Regions from separate parts of the Homo sapiens genome. Here regions 1 and 2 are each linked to region 3. The links are chromatin loops, found by intact Hi-C in ENCODE. Cell type or tissue: B cell. All regions are shown on one strand. Each heading gives the region's core, and the rest is flanking DNA. Links, peaks and the distances in the headings are about the cores only. Region 1 overlaps LOC107984195 (a long non-coding RNA gene). Region 2 has its middle 110 kb from the start of LINC00702. Region 3 holds the start of LOC124902541 (a long non-coding RNA gene).

Evidence for each region. Hi-C counts contacts between places; a loop is a spot of excess contacts. Peaks named below come from ENCODE experiments on the same cell type or tissue, not always from the same donor. Only the 100,000 strongest peaks of a DNase experiment are listed, where the experiment ranks them.
Region 1: it touches region 3 in a loop (2.0-fold over the local background); 3 of 110 quality-filtered maps call a loop at or near these places.
Region 2: it touches region 3 in a loop (2.3-fold over the local background); 4 of 110 quality-filtered maps call a loop at or near these places.

The regions. Positions count from the first base shown.
Region 1 is chr10:4,032,893-4,038,363 of GRCh38, forward strand. All of the region lies in intron 2 of LOC107984195 (a long non-coding RNA gene), which reads left to right. Among named protein-coding and RNA genes, the nearest start is that of MIR6078, 44 kb to the left of the region's middle. In B cell, for the core only: no CTCF peak of the experiment used is centred there; a DNase peak (open chromatin) is centred at 2,479; H3K4me3 peaks cover 1,036 bases; H3K27ac peaks cover 726 bases.
Region 2 is chr10:4,128,832-4,134,302 of GRCh38, forward strand. No RefSeq gene overlaps it. Among named protein-coding and RNA genes, the nearest start is that of LINC00702, 110 kb to the right of the region's middle. In B cell, for the core only: no CTCF peak of the experiment used is centred there; DNase peaks (open chromatin) are centred at 2,050, 2,910 and 3,310; H3K4me3 peaks cover 1,488 bases; H3K27ac peaks cover 818 bases.
Region 3 is chr10:3,870,437-3,875,907 of GRCh38, forward strand. It overlaps LOC124902541 (a long non-coding RNA gene), which reads right to left and starts at 4,892. Exons shown (of 2, transcript XR_007062365.1): 1 at 4,624-4,892; 2 at 3,692-4,007. RefSeq lists an enhancer at 4,774-5,103. In B cell, for the core only: no CTCF peak of the experiment used is centred there; DNase peaks (open chromatin) are centred at 2,005, 2,725, 3,475 and 4,795; H3K4me3 peaks cover 1,846 bases; H3K27ac peaks cover 4,234 bases.

The DNA.
Region 1 (5,471 bases), core at 221-5,220, 160 kb after region 3:
TATAGCCAGACAGGGGGACAGCAGAGGGTGAGGTGGAGGGTTGACTAGTCCAGTCCGGGATACCAGGACACCCTTGTGAGAAGGGGAGCCACTCCCTCTATTTCTCTCTGCAGCATATCAGAATGTCACTCATCTCCCACCACGCTTACCCAGGATTCACCATGCTGCTTTCTTGCCTGGCCTTGCTTGAGCGCTCTCTGGCCTCAGTATGCTCAGTGCACAGCATTAACTCCCATCTTCCAAGTCTTGACCATGCAATCAGAAGAGACATGGAGAACCTACCATGAGCCAGACACTTTTTCTACCCGTTTCCGTGCAATACTTCATTTTGGTTTTACAACATTCCTTCTGGGTAGGATGCACAGTTTATTTACATTTTATAGATAAAATTATTGAGGTGTCAAAAGGCTGAGTGGTTTTCCCAAAGCTACAACCTTGTACATTTTGGAGACAGGCCTGAAACTGTTGGAGGGGTTCAGAGCCCACCTCCTTCTCTTCAGCATCACTATGCACCACGGCTGGGCCAGCCCTGGTCTTGAGTCTCGTAGAAGGTCTCTATTTGCATTAAATGTTAACAAGAAGCCGTCATAGAAGATCCTCCTTCTGTTGGTTTCTTTTCTGCTTGGACTCTGGCATAGTAAAAAAATTCACACACAACTCATTTTGAAAAACCAAATGAAACAAAACAAAGGTCCTCTTAGTCATAGCATCAAAACTGAAAGTTAGTGAAGGGCTTAGAAATTCACCCTGACTTTACACAGGAGGTAATAGCCACTGGGAATACCGAGTAACTCCCCTTCCACCCACACCAGATGGTTTCTGGTGGAGCCAGGACAGCGCTCCTGCCCCAGGACCTCAGGACGAGGACGAAGTCCTGGGCTCTGTTGGAACACAGCATAGGATAATTCTCACAGCTGGGTGGGCCTGGGAGGCAGGAGGCAGATGTGTGCTGAGGGCCACCTGCCAGATTTAGAGATGGAGCACGGATGGATTGAGAAGAGGTTCTGAGACAGAAGTATTGCTCTAAGGATCTGGCGTAGACAAATAGACCCTCCTTGGAAAGATGAGTGGCCCTGGGGTTGTCCCCAAATCTCTGGACCAGCCCAAGCCTATGACTCCCTGCACAAGGGCACCTGCTCTCACTGCGCAAGGATCTCTGGACTTTCTCCTCCAAAGACCTGCTCCTGGAACACAGAGCCCCTCTTCTCCTTCGTATTGGGACCCGCCTGGCCTCACACTAGGAATGTCCCCTGGACAGCAGTTTGAAGGCCCTATGCTCGCTCACTGCACTAAGGATTCTTGAGCGATGGGCGACTTGGTCGACACACAACCCGGGCCCACTGTGCGGAATTGCGTCGAATAAGCTTCTCCCTGGGGCAGAGTCCCTGCCTGTCCTTGCCGCCCCCGTCCTGTTCTCGTCCCTCTATCCTCCAACCCTCCCCAAGGCCCTTTCTCCCCCTACTTCAAGGATGGGGCCCTTTTCCGAGCACTTTGCTCATTGCAAAACATAACCAAATTAAACAAAACAAAGCCCATTTTGGTTTGGGCCTCTAATGTTCTCCTAAATGCTCTCTGATTTTCCATTTGAACCCTAATTTTTCTCAGCCTATTTCTGCAATAAATTATCACTGTGTTTTGAGAAAGTGATAGATTTTGAACCCTTTGGCCCATATTCTTTAATGAATCCTCTTTTAGATTGTAGAGTTTCATCTGAGCTTCCCAATCTTAACTCCTCACTCCCCGCCTCACCCCATAGGGAAGTTAGAAGGATCCGAAGAAGTGGGTTCCTATCAGAGTCTGGCGTCTCCACTGTGGACATGCCACTTAACATCACCTGACCTCTGGATGAATCAAGTCAGTCAGCTTAGCAGGCTCTAAAGCCCCTTTAATTCAAAAACTTGGAGCCTGTATTTTCTTTTCCTTAGATGCCCATGATTTTTTTTAAAAATAGGGATTCTAGTTTTCCATCCAAGACCCTTGCACACTTCAGTACACTTAGTGTGGGGTTCACTTTCCAGACCCGGTCTCCAGGTGCTGTCTGCTTCTCCAGTCATGTTAGCCTGAAACGGCGACTGATTCATGTGCACACTTCGGCTCCCCAGGCCAGAATGCTGTCACTCTGGGGAGGAATTATGGTTTCACTTTTTGCTTCATTCCTGCTGTAGAGAACAGGCACCCATCAAAGTCCAGAGTAAACAGACACTGTTTCACGTGCAGCAGATGGAAGTCTTTATCCATGATTACTTTTGTCCTATGTCTTTCATGTCCCCCTGTTTTTTTGACGCCTCCCACTTTTCCCTTTTAAATACTCTGGGTGATGGTTAAAAGCAAGATGACTGCTGGTTTATTCGTCACACCGGAAGCAAGAAAAAGTTACATGCAGGCAAAGGAGCTGGATGCAGGATCTCATCTGAAGGACAAGATCACTTAGCCATGCACGGGCAAGAAAGAACTGAATGTTTCTGAATAGAGGAAACGTTAGTCCCGGATTTCAACCGAGAGAAGGAATGCTGAGAGTTCTTGACAGCGAGGGCTTCGGCAGGGGTGACACGCCTTTGATTTAGAATGGTTAGCACATACCCACATGCACACATGACCTGCCTTAGTTTCAGGATATGGAAACTTCTGAACAGAATTGTGGGTACAGCTGCATTTACACATATTTACTGGGCACTTATCACATATAGCAAAATATCCTGAAGAGTAAATTACAATCCTCTCCCATCTTGAAGGCACTTATGAAATTCTGTCTGTATTTACTCTTTCTTTAGGGTTAGTGAGCAGCAATGTGTTGCTGATAATTCTAATGTTGCTCCTGGAAATGTGTTATTTTAAGAGATTCACATCCTCCATGTGGGGTTGGAAACATCTGTTCAGAACAGAACGTATCAGTTAAGATTATATTTTGCTCCTCCCAGTTTGAGTCCAGATGGTTACATCTACGCGCTATGTACTACAAGTTTCAATTATCTACTGTAATTTTATTTCTTTTATTTTGTATGTCTAATGAAGCTAATATTTAAAATAACTCCTAATATATTTCTAATGTGCTAAAAGCTAAAGGTCCTTAAGTGTGTGTGTATGTGTGTGTGTGTCTGTTAAAATGTTGTAAGATTACTAGATGCTAAGAATGCCATTTTTAGGCCAGGCGCGGTGGCTCACTCCTATAATCCCAGCACTTTGGGAGGCCTAGGCAAGCGGATCACTTGAGATCAGGAGTTCAAGACTAGTCCGGCCAACATGGTGACACCTGATCTCTACTAAAAATACAAAAATTAGTGGGGTGTGGTGGTGCACGCCTGTGATCCCAGCTACTCTGGAGGCTGAGGTAGGAGAATCGCTTGAACCTGGGAGGAGGAAGTTGCAGTGAGTTGAGATTTTGCCACTGCACTCCAGCCTGGATGATAGAGACACTGTCTCTAAAATAATTAAATAAATGAATGAATGAATAAATAAATACATATTTGTAAAATGCTGTAAGATTACTGTTAAAACGTGTATAAAGCATATTATTAAAGGAAAGGTAAACATTCCCTCCGAGTGGATTTTCTAAATCCAAACAAAGTGAACTTCATCAGAAATAATAGCTTCAAGAAAGAAAATCATTTAAAATGGTGATGAATTGTTATTTAATTCAACAAAATAATACATAGTCCATCATAGAAACATATAATAAAGCGAATTTCTCATTGATCACTATTTTGAGAAAAGTGACAAAGCTATTCAAATGAATAAAAAGTATGTGAATTTTCAGGTAATTTTGTGGGAGAAAGGATGTTTCAGGATGCTTTAGAACATTGATCTCCAAATGTTTGTCACTGTTGTATCCTGTTGTTTTGCAAAATGCAAACTCTCAGTCATTTTTAACGGACATACAAAATTTTTCTTCATATGCTGAAATAGTTGCAAATGATGCAAATTTCAGGATACTATGGACAGATAAAAATGAAACTATGAACTTGTTCTACGAAATGTAGTCAGTGAAATGTCAATAACGAAGTGATTTGATACTGACCACCACCTATTAAAAGAAAAACACAAACAAGCTCTTCAATTACAGGAAATTGGACATTGTTCCTTTTTCTCTTTGAACTTGTATTCCAATTTTATTTCTCCATAGGTTTTATCTTAATGTAATCTTTACTCAAAACATTCTTATTGATTGTTTCGTAATTCCTTCTGTGAAGGAAATACATAAATTGAAAGCAAAATATTTTAATTTTGCCCATGCAGCTCTAAGTGTTACATTTTTCTATATTGGATTGTCATTATAATTACTATTTGTACAAGGCTGATCCCAATAACACACATATACAATTTTATATTTAGCAAATAAAAATATGCAGTTTGATTTGAAATTCCTATCCTAATAAGATAGATGAAATTTTTTTATTAGTTTATACAATTAATACATAGTTAACAGAATGCAGTAAGTGTATCATCCAACCTATTATTGACAACTTTTTAAAATGTAGGCTTTGAGAAAGTTTGAAGTATTACAGAATTTCGCTGACGTATTCGAAATGTTTTCTGAATTAGATAAAAATATCAATCATCCATTATTTAAAAAATGTAGTCTACCAGCTGACAAGTTGATTAGGTTCTCTTTGAAACCAGATAATCAGAATTACAGACAGGCTGTGTTATCCATTTATCGGAGTCTCTAGAATGTCTGTATTGTGGGTTGATCATGTATGGTTTGCTCATTGTCTTCATGGAGCTTTATCTCGAGTTCCTCTGTGATATTATAAAGCTTGCAGAGACGGCCACATCTTTCTTCTTTTTCCATCCTCTCTTTCTCCTCATCACCCTCTTCTTTTTCTTTTTATGTTTTAGCTCCACTTGATATTTTTCTAAAATGCTTCCGCTGTTAAGCATTTAATAAAGTGTCACGTATCTCAAGCATATGATAGGTTAAGCAGCTCATAAAAGAGAATTACACTTGAAAAAAAATCTTTATAGAAAAACATGCATTAGTGTTCTTGTTGATAAGTTCCAGCAGTGATGCTACAATATATCATATTCACTCTAAAAATATTATATTCAGTCTATTATTTAATGTGAAAATCAATTTGTTGGCTTGGACCAAAGCAGAGATTCTTGTTATATTCACAACATGGAACTATTTTAATGACTGTTAAAAGCCCTCCCATGGGAAGCAACCATGTAGCTAAATTCTATGGCATCATCCACAAAAACCATTCTATCTAGATATAACTCTTCTATCAACCAGAGACTTCAATCCGACTTCACATGAAAGTGGCCCAGCTAGTCTTCAAATGCCTCGTGTTAGTATTGTGGTGTGTCCCACATCCGCACTACTGTGGTTCTGGCCAGGGGCAGACAGCCCATCCTCCCAAGGTGAGGATGATTGGAAAGATTCGGTTTGGCTCTGAGGGGATTGAAAAAGGCTTCTCATCTCTCCTTTTTCTTTTTTTTTTCATTGAGTCTAACATCCATATCCCTCCAAC
Region 2 (5,471 bases), core at 305-5,304, 260 kb after region 3:
AGATGTTTATTAAGCAGACCCAGACTCGGGAGTGTCTAGATATCCCGATATCTGGAGAACAAAGGCATTCCTAATTTTGCTTTAAAGATAATAATATCGATTCTTGCAAAATATAGTAATTGAGAAAATTAATCCTTTATCACAAACCCTTGTAGCAGAGCTTATCTCTTCATGATCTTTTTTATCCTACATATACAAGTATTGTACCTAGGGTGGACACATTCCTCCTCTTACTTTCGGGTCTGTCCTACTCTGTCTGTGGAGTAGCCGTATTTTCACCACTTTACTTTCTTAATAAACTTGCTTTTACTTTGCACTGCAGACTCACCCTGAATTCTTCCTTACGCGAAATCCAAGAACCCTCTCTTGGGGTCTGGATCAGAATCGCTTTCCTGTAACAACTGGGGCCAGAAAGAAGAAACAATAGAAAAACTGATGAGTTCACATGATGTGACTTCAGATTAAGGATTTAAACACAGGGAACTTCATTATCCTGCCCATTGAAGACTAAACCTGTCCTGTTCAGGAAGTTAGGCTATCTCTCTCCTGGTTCCTCAGAGGGCAGAGAACTGCTCAGTTTGGGTTTGGGTTTGGTAAGCCTGGGTGACCCCACTATGATTTGTCTGGTCTGTTGCGATCGCAGGAGTTTAGTCCAAAATAATGGCCTCAAATTTTGTTGAACAATCTATACGGAAAGCAATATCCACCTCTGAACATTTCACAAAACACATCAGTGTAAAGTGTTGAGAAATCTTTTTAACTTAAAAAAAAAACAAACAAAATCTCAAGATTTCACAATGTTTTTTGATTCTGACATCTCTCCCTCTCCCACCTCCATCCCCTTCACTCAAGGTGCACCTATCAATAGCTTGAAAAACACAAGTGTGGGATAGGCTGTTTTGGATCATAAAGTTCTGCTCAAAGGGTGAATCCATTAGCCACAAGTCACTGGAGCTACTGTCTGCAATGACAAATTTGTTTCCACTAATTGAGAAGCCAGTAAAGGCATCAACTACAGATGTAAAATTTTCTTCATGTACAAGAAGGGGGAAAAAACAGTAACTCCACTGTGGCACTACCACTTTGCACTTGCTATTTATGGGATGGTTTTCTTCACAAGGAAAAAAAAAAGTACAAGTGGGAGCATTGGCAACTGTTAATTACAATGAGATAATGATCATTCGATAAGGAAAGAAATGGATTATGAGTCAAAAAATAAATATTGTGGAATCTGCGTGTAACACAATGTTTATTTTGGCACTTTGACTCTCCCACTAAATGATCTACGGGCAAAATTCAGTTGCAGACCTGCGATCGGGGGCTCCATGCCCCTATGACTTGTGCTGTCTAGATGGTGAGAGACGCTGAGAAGCGACCGCAGGAATCCCATCCTAGAGTGGTGGCCTCCTCTAGAGTGGTGAGACCTGTGACTGACTTATTCTAACCAATGCAGCGGCAGGGATGGCAGGTCCTTGTCTTGATAGAACAGCTGCTTCTGTGGCAGGGATGTGGTACAGCTGCCACAATATCATCATGTCTGTGATATGAGAGATCGAAATAGACACCCCTATATCGACAAACATGGACCCTAAGCTAAAGGGAACGGAGTTACCTATGTCTCAAAGGTTCAGAGCCTGGCTGGTGTGGCAAATTTCCAAATTTACACAGGTACAAAACAAACCACACTCGCTAAGCTCCCTCACAATGGTTGCTATCAGACCCCTCAAAGCTCTGATTTGCAACCCAGACCACTACCATTCTGATAGCTTTACAAACATTCTTTTCTGATAAACAATGGCAGACTTGAAGGCAGCTTCAGCAGCTTATAGAGGCTGTGCACAAACTGTTTTTGTTTCCTGCAGTTCATCTGTTGACATAAAGGGCTAATCCCACCTCATTTTAATGCTGAAACCCTGCCCCAAAGTGAACACGGGATGTATGTTACATACACATTCACCCATTGCACATGCGTTCCACTCTCCTCTTAAATATGTATAGCTTTTCCCCCAAACTTGCAGACCATGTGTGAGTCTATTGTGTAATAAGACCCCATGAGGCATAAAACCAACCCCTTCCTTCCTTCCTCAAAGAGAGAGCACCTTTGCCTCATTCTACGTAGTTCCTGCTGGAGTCTCCTGTGGTTGTGGTTGGGTCGTCTAAATTACTACAAAGAGCAAAAAAGCTCTGACATAAAAATGGTCTCTTATTTTCTTAATCTTTGTGTTTCTCAGGTGCACTGTTGTGAAGAGACCTCAGCATACGTGTCCAGAGCAGTTAGTAAACATTTAGTGAAAATCCATAAAGAATTTGTAAATGCTCTCTCTATAAATCCCTACCTGGACTCTTTCATTTTTTCCCCCAGTTTCCAGTAAGAGTACAAAGTTATGATTTTTACACGAAGATTTGTTTTCATCCCCTATTACTGTACCTTATGACATCCTGGCAAATAATAACAATAAGAAATGGGAACGATAACAGTAATTCTACTTTTGAAACACCTTTTGTCTGTAAACATATATACACTTTCTGTAAGTGTCAAGGGATATATTTAATCATGATACTAATCCCCGAGAACTTTGTGTTTTGTCTCAAAATTCAAATAGACACAGGGCCCTTTGTTTGGACTTAGTTGGTTGCACAACGCTTCCAAAGTTAGCGTGTACTGTGAAGTCAACTGGGATTTTCAAGACATTTTTATGTACACTAAATATGTCTTAACATGATCTTAATGAAAGATGTAATAATTGACTGGCAGATGGAAGAGGCAGCAAGAAAATTGTAGTTTAGTAAAATAAAGTTTCACATTACTATATCAATATTAGGTTTTACACTAAAAGGAAAGCTAAATTTAGGAGCTTTATTACATACTAGCATTGACATGAGTCATTTCCTCTCCATTAAAGCAACCAAAACCCCAACTTCCTATCTTAGGCTATAATCTGCACCAGCCAGCAGATTTCAGATCTCAATTCTGCATGTTTGAGTTCCTCAAAAAAAAAAAAAAAAAAAAAAAAAAATCTCAGTTTAAGTTTGTACTTTCAGTGGAATTTTAAATAATTCCAAGAATGAGAATAGCTAACATCAAGCATCAGATATTAGTCAGAACAGTTTCACTTTGAGCAATAAAATTAGATCTCAGTTGAAATTTGCAGATACTGGGAAAGGAAAAGTGAAGTACTTACATCTTCACAAAATAAAATGACTTGTATCAAATTGAGCACACCCACTAACACAGACACTCACAGACACACACAGCGAGACAACACAGAGATACAGATGACACACACACACTCACAGACATATACAGCGAGACAACACAGAGATAGAGGACACACAGACACACTCGCAGACACACATGGAGATAGAGACAGAGGCACAGACACAGACATACACCAACACAGACACAAGCAGAAACACAGACACAGACACACACACACACACAAGGAGATGCACAGAGACACAGACACACACACACACACCAACACAGACACAAGCAGATGCAGAGACACAGACACACACACATAGACACACACCAACACAGACACACAGAGACACAGGCACATATACACACACCAACATAGACACAAGCAGATACAGAGACACACACACACACGCACAGACACCAACACAGATACAAGGAGATACACAGAGACACAGGCACACACACACACAGACACACCAACACAGGCACAAGCAGATACACAGAGACACAGGCATACACAGAGACACACCAACACAGACACATGCAGATTGTGTGAGACAGACACACGTGCACACAAACTTCACCAACACGCACACACCCAATAATGATAAATGCTTCTCCACTTCTGTGTTTTGGTGACACTAATAATCTTGTACTTTCTTTGACACAGTAGCCCATTTTCTGTTCAAAAGCAACAGAAAAATATGTCATCTAGTTTACTGTTTTTAGAATTGTAGGATATTTTTGTTTCAGCCTCAATAAAATTACTTCTAAGTCCTTCTAAGTTTTGAGTGTCTTCTAATTTCTTCATTCCTCTAATGAAAGGTCCGGTCATGTGTAGATATCACCCCTGTGGGGACCCCCTCACATTGCACCTGACCTTGGCTGTGCTGCTGTCTGCCTGTGGATGGAGTGGATTGACAACGGTGGCATTCACATGATGAGAAAAATGCTCCTGGGGCCGCGCTCCTGGCGAATGGCTTTGGAAATCAACAAAACACAGTCCCACTTTTGTCTGTGACCAGTCTTCATGGCATATCAGTTAGAGTGGTGTGCTAAATTTTGAGACCAGGTGGACAGAAGTGAGTTAAATGTTTTCAAGTGATCAATAAAGACAAATACCTTTATTGGGTACTCATCTCAAGCTCTAGGAATGGAAAAATACAAAGATGCGTAGTCCGTATTACTCCTTCAAGGAGTTTAATAATTAATTGAACATAAAATTCCTATATATGTGTATAAATACATATATTTTAATACCTACACAATGAAAACATCATTGTGTAGCAAGTAGTCCTGTAGGAAGGTTAAAACCTTGTTTTCATCCTTATCTTATTTTTCTCACCTCTCGTAATCCAAACTATTGAAGGACATTGTTGAAGCGAGTAACAAGGACTAAAGGACCAGAAGGTCACAAAAAAGAATGCATCACTGAAGAAATAAAAAACTAAATAAATGACTCAACTTTTTCTCACAAAGCTAGTCAATAAATTCAATGTTTTAAATGTGACCTGTGGACACCATTTAGACAGGTTTAGAAATATTGTATGTTGTTGAATCTGAGTCTGAATGGATTCAATGACCTTGTGAAGGAAACAATGACCCCTATTTTGTCTAGTGAAACATGTAGCATTTACAAGCAGAACCTACTCCAATTAAAATAGAACTAAAATTAAATTACTTAAGCATCCAGCATACTAAAAAAACTAAAATCATCATTTTACTCACAAGGTAGAATCAACCTAAGTTATTTATCTCTGTATCCAATCCTTAAATACTTCGTTAAACTTGCAAAATTTTAAAGTTGAATAAAATTCATCAACGTTTATCTGAGTGTGTTTCTGCTGTGTGCACATATAATTTAATATAATAAAATACTTATTGGATTTTGACATTAATTTTCATCTTAAATGAAAGCTGCTGCTATTTCTTAAATTAGGTAGACAACAGAGCAGTCTCTATTATAGTACAGTTAAAATCCTCCTCTGTGAGCCTATCTTCTGTCCTGGAATACACATTCATTCACTAAAGGTTAATGAGCACCTACTAGTCCACCAACTTGTGTTAAATCAATTTAAAAAAATTCCAGCCCTCATGGAGGATACTTTTTACATAATTAATTATAAATATAACATGTAAGTAAATTATATGGTATTCCAGAAAATGATAAGTGCTAAGAAAAAAATAGGGTAAGAGGTATCTTAAATGTTGGGTTTTGAGGGGTTGGGTTGGAATTTTGAGAAGAAAAAAAAACTGCTTAGTGTAGACC
Region 3 (5,471 bases), core at 469-5,468:
GATTGCACCACTGCACTCCGGCCTGGGTGACAGAGTGAGACTCCATCTCAAAAAAAAAAGAAAACAAAAATGCATACTGGCATGGTCCACCCTAGTCAAACAGATTCAAAGAACTACAGACTTGGAGGAGACCCCAGAGATAATATAATTCATCAACATCATGCTACAACTTTCTGAATATCATGCAAATAGTTACCTGTAGAGCTGGGACTTAAAACCCAGGGCTCATACTCTACTCTGTCCAAGAGCATTAGAACTGTGGCTCACGGAACCCTGGGTTCAACAGAGGTTCCTTGGGAGCCTCCAGGAGGATGGGCATGGGCAGGGCCCCAAATTGGTATTCACTAGAGGGGCTTCATTTCAGTGTGAATTTTATATTGGAATACTGTGTAAGGTCCCATTTGAAAAGGGCTTATTTTGCCAAAGCAAGCTTGCAAATGACTCTCGTTTGCGATGGATATTTTTGTTGCTAGTGTTGGAAGTTAATACGTTCAAATTACATTTGAGAACCGAAGTTCAAAAAATAACCTTCCTTTAGAATTTTTTTGAATTTTAATAATTTGATCCAATTTGAGTTTATAAACTCAAGGAAAATATTAACTCATCAATTTAGTAGTGTGTAAATTATTCTATTCCATATTTATTTTATTCTTAAAAATCATGACCATAAATTTAATAGGATAATTCAAACTTTTTTTTAGTAAAAAGCAGTATATATTCATGAAGGAATATTTGAAAATACAGAATAACAGAAAAAAATGTAAAATATACCTACTACCTAAACATACCTTTATCAGTATTTTTATGTATCACCTTTCAGCATTTTTTTTCTAGGCAGATGTCTCTTTCTCTACGTAGTTGTCAATAAACTGTGTACTTATGCACAATTTCATGTGACCATTTGTGCTTATCATATACTCAAGGCCTTCTCTATGTCATGGAACGACCTTGGAAATATAATATTGAATGACTATGTAAGCTTCCACAAAGTGGTTATACCAGTTTTTAACTAACAACCTCTTTTCTGTTTTTGATTTTATTTTACTGCTAAAAATTCAAGCTGGAATAGTACTGCTGGGAACCAAGTTGTTTCCCCAACGCCTGCCAAAGTCCTCTATTGAATCCCTAACCCCTGGTGCTGTTGTATTTGGGGTAAGAAAGTAATTAAGGTAGAATGAGGTCATAATGGCAGGGCCCTGATGCAATAGGATTAGTGTTCTTATAAGAAGAGACTCCAGAGAGTGAACTTCCCTCCGCTCCTCTCTCTCTCTCTGTCTCCCACCAAACCCACCTGTCATACAGCAGCAAGAAGGCTGCGTCTACCAGCCAGGAAGAGAACCCTTGCCAGAAAGTGAACGGTTGGCACCTTGAGCTTGGACTAGCCACCTCCAGACTGTACCATGGACTTTGCTATTGTTAGTGCAGAGCTACCAGCTCTGCATGTGACTATCTGAATGATGTACAGTCTGTAGTATTTGCCATGGTAGTCCGAGCCACCTAAGACAATCTCACTGTGCATAAAGATCTTCTCCTTCGTCCCCCATTCCTCTCTCTCCTCTGATCACACGTGTGCTTCCTTGTCCCCACAGGCTTCACTTAAAAACCCAAGTTCCATGAGAAAATAATTTGGGAATTCAATACGGAGATGGCAAAGCATAAAGTCCAGCATGGGGACCCCTGAGCGTGGGCTCCTGCGACCTCAGAGGCCACTCCCCTGGGAAGCCACCCCGGTTCTGGACGGCTTCTGGGTTCCTTTCTGAGCCGAGCACCGTAGCCTTGCTCAGCCTTGGCGCCTGCCAACAAGTGCTCTGAGCAACTGATAGATGTTCAATAAATGTCCCCTGCGGTTAAATGTGCCTTGATATGTCATTGAGAGACCCTTAGCTCTACGTTGAAGGGAGTCCAAAAGTCCTCTGGTTAGGAATGCTTTCTTAGTGGTTCTTTTATCATTGACTATTTATTGAAAAGTAACCAGAGAATTGCAGAAATAGAAAGCTGAAAGGGATTTCCTCCCCAGAAGTTTTCAAGGTTGTTCTTGACTGTTGTAAACAAGGAAGCCAATACTTTAAAGAAGGCATTTGAAGAAGTTTAGGTGAGGTGAGCAGAGCTGTTCTCATGAGGGAAAGAGGCAGCCTCTCTGGAGCCACTCCCCAGAGGTCCCCCACGCCTGAAAAGGAATTTGAAGACTAAGGATCTAGTCTAAACTCCTCATTCGAAATGCTTATTTATTACCCTCTTAGGGGATCTTAAAAAATGACAGAATTCCAAATTTAAACAGAAAAAAGCACTATTCTAGAGTTTTTAAAACGCCAGGATACATAGTCCTATACTAACATGAAATATTTACTTACCAAAATCTTTTAAGAATCTGGGAACCAACAGTTTAGGAGAAGCATGGCTCTCGGCTCGGCTACAAAAGGACTGCTCTGTCCATCTCTGTGTGACTTGATTGATGGCCGGAGACATGAGAGAGGAGGAGGAGGGGGTGGCTCTGGAGAGCGCAGGTGAGGTCGGCCTTGCGCCTCTCTCCTGTGCTGCGGGCCCCAATCTGCATCCCTCCCTTCCTCTGAGTTGCTTTACTTGGTGTACAACCGTCACCTTTTCTTGCCTTTTCAAATGAGATGAGATCAGTTTCCACATAACTGAGCCAGCTCATGTAATTATTGCCAGGCACTTGACATTATATTGCATTCTGTTGTCTTTTTGTGTGTTCGTTTGTTTTATCATATTCGATTCCTTTAATAGCTTCATCCCTTCATCCCACACATGGCTCTCTCCTAGGTGCACAGCGGTCTCCTCAATATCAGGAGATGCAAAGGGAAGACATAGTTGTTTCCTTCCAGCAGGACACAATGAAGCCAGAAGATTGAAATTACAACTCAATAAATGTTTGTGTGTCTTTTAATAATGATTTCAAAGGGTTGCAATGTTGAAAACAACAAAACAAACAAACAAACAAAAACAACTAACCTCCTTTTAATAGCCCATTTAAAATTGTTTGGTAAATATTATGGATGGATCTTTTAAAAAAATTACTTTATAACTTCAAAACATAAGTGAGTTAAACATATGCTTTCTGAAATTTTTTTCATGTTAACATTTTTAGAAAAGGTAAGTTGGCCTTTAAAATGCTATCATAGTGAAGTTGCGTCATTTGAAACAATGTTCAATAAATGTTTTTGTTAATTATAAATAGGTTATGATTTGGACAGTTAAGAAGAAGACAGAAACTAACAGAAGATAGTAGAAGACACAATGGAGATTTTGAAAACTTAGCTTAAAAGTTTTATCATGAGATTAATAAAATATGTCACAATGCTTTTTTTCTTACAAGAAAATATACAATTTTTCTCCCCGCAGGTCCTCATTCTTTATTCTTTTTCTTAGAATTCATATGCTAAGTTTACTAGGTTCCTCTTTTCAGTATCTTTATTTACAACACTGTCACTGTTTCCATAGATACACTGAAGGTCGGTTTCCATAGCAACACTCTTGGTCTCCTAAACAAATAGTATCATAGTGTGAATCTTGTTTCAGTGTTATTGCACCATGTTATTAGATACAGAATTCAAAAAAATAACTTAAGCAGGGTTTGAAACAAGGTGGGTTGGTTTTATTGCTTGGTGCTTTAGATATTACATTTCAATTTCATATTAAATATATATCCATCTGAAAAATAGCGAGGCTTTTGCATAGTAAACATGATACCAATTTTATTCACAAGTTATAAAACACTGTAATTTAATAAGAGGATATTCCAATACATGAGACAGACGCAGGCAGAGGCTCACTGTCTTCAGATTCAAATGACTACTTTTCCGTTGGCTGGATGATTTAGCCTCCCCAAACCTCCACAGTCGTTTATAACCTACCCACGGTGATCATTACCTTTGCCATTTTTGCATTTTAAGTCATTTCTACCAGTCTTGTCTTTTATTTCATAGCCCCAAAGGAACAGCTCTGAAATAGATTTCAAGGAATCTTTACTACTTCCTATTTTGCTCCAACTGAAACAAAAGAGAAAAGTAACTTTATTAGATTTTTGTTTTTTGCCTTTAAATTTGTTTATCATTATCTTTATTTTTATTTTATTTTATTTTTTGAGACAGAGTTTCCTTCTTGTTGCCCAGGCTGGAGTGCAGTGGCATGATCTTGGCTCACTGTAACCTCTGCTTCCTGGGTTCAAGTGATGCTCCTGCCTCAGTCTCAGAGTAGCTGGGATTACAGGCATGCACCACCACGCTGGCTAATTTTTTTTTTTTGCTTTTGAGACAGAGTTTCACTCTTGTTGCCCAGGCTAGAGTGCAATGGCACGATGTTGGCTCACTGCAACCTCCACCTTCCTGGTTCAAGTGATTCTCCTGACTCACCCTCCAGAATATCTGGGATAACAGGCATGCACTGCCATGCCCGGCTAATTTCTGTATTTTTAGTAGAGACAGGGTTTCTCTATGTTGGTGAGGCTGGTCTTGAACTCCTGACCTCAAGTAATCCTCCTGCCTTGGCATCCCAAAGTGCTGGGATTGCAAGCATGAGACACCGCACCTGGCCCATCATTAACTTTAATTTCTTCTCTGAGAAGCAAATCTTGTGGACTCCTTTAGAAACGGAACTGAGCCTTACCTCCAGCTCACAACCCACGTCCGGTAAAATAGTTTTGTGTAATTGATTAAATTTGACTCCTAGGGGTGAGTTTTCAGCTCACATAGGGAAAGGAGGGAAGCAGTGCCCATCACAGCGGAAATGTGGACACTGCTTTTATTTGAGGGAAGGAAGGGGAGCTGTCTGCACAATCCCATGACATTGTGGTTTTCTGCCAGATGCTTGGAGACAATGTACTCCAGTGCGCACACCTGCTTCTTTACACTCTGACCCATTTAACAAGCTATGTCAGAAGCCTGCTTTTTCACTTTCCTTTTGAGTATGTCCTCCTTTAAGGACATATTTATTAATAAATGGGGTTTCCCTCCTAAATTTGGCACTAAAAGGGATTGGTATGCAAATACAACATAGTACTTGGCAAATGTAAAAAAAAAAATTGTACTGCTTTGGGGGAAGGGTCAACAATGAACTAAAGGTGGTGACAAATGTAAACTCAGGATGCCTTAGAGTGTGGGTGTTAGGCAGTCAGACAGGTAAGTGTGAACCCCAGCTCAGACATTTAGTAGCTGTGTGAATTGGGGCCCTGACTAGACTCCCCTGAGCCTTGGTTTCCTCATCTGTAACATAAGGAAAATACCACCTACTGTGCCGAGTTGTTGAAAAATCTGAGATGTTAGAAGTCACCTGCATTTTGAAACTTGAAGTGATGCATTTTTTCATCATTTCTGATTTGTCCCATGCCTACAGGAAGAGAGTGTGCCACCTTTGATCACAGAGTACTTTCATTTTGCTGTATCTGTGGTTACATTTTATTGATGTGCATGGCCATTGTTACATTTTACTGATTTTCCTTCCTTATCAATTGGATC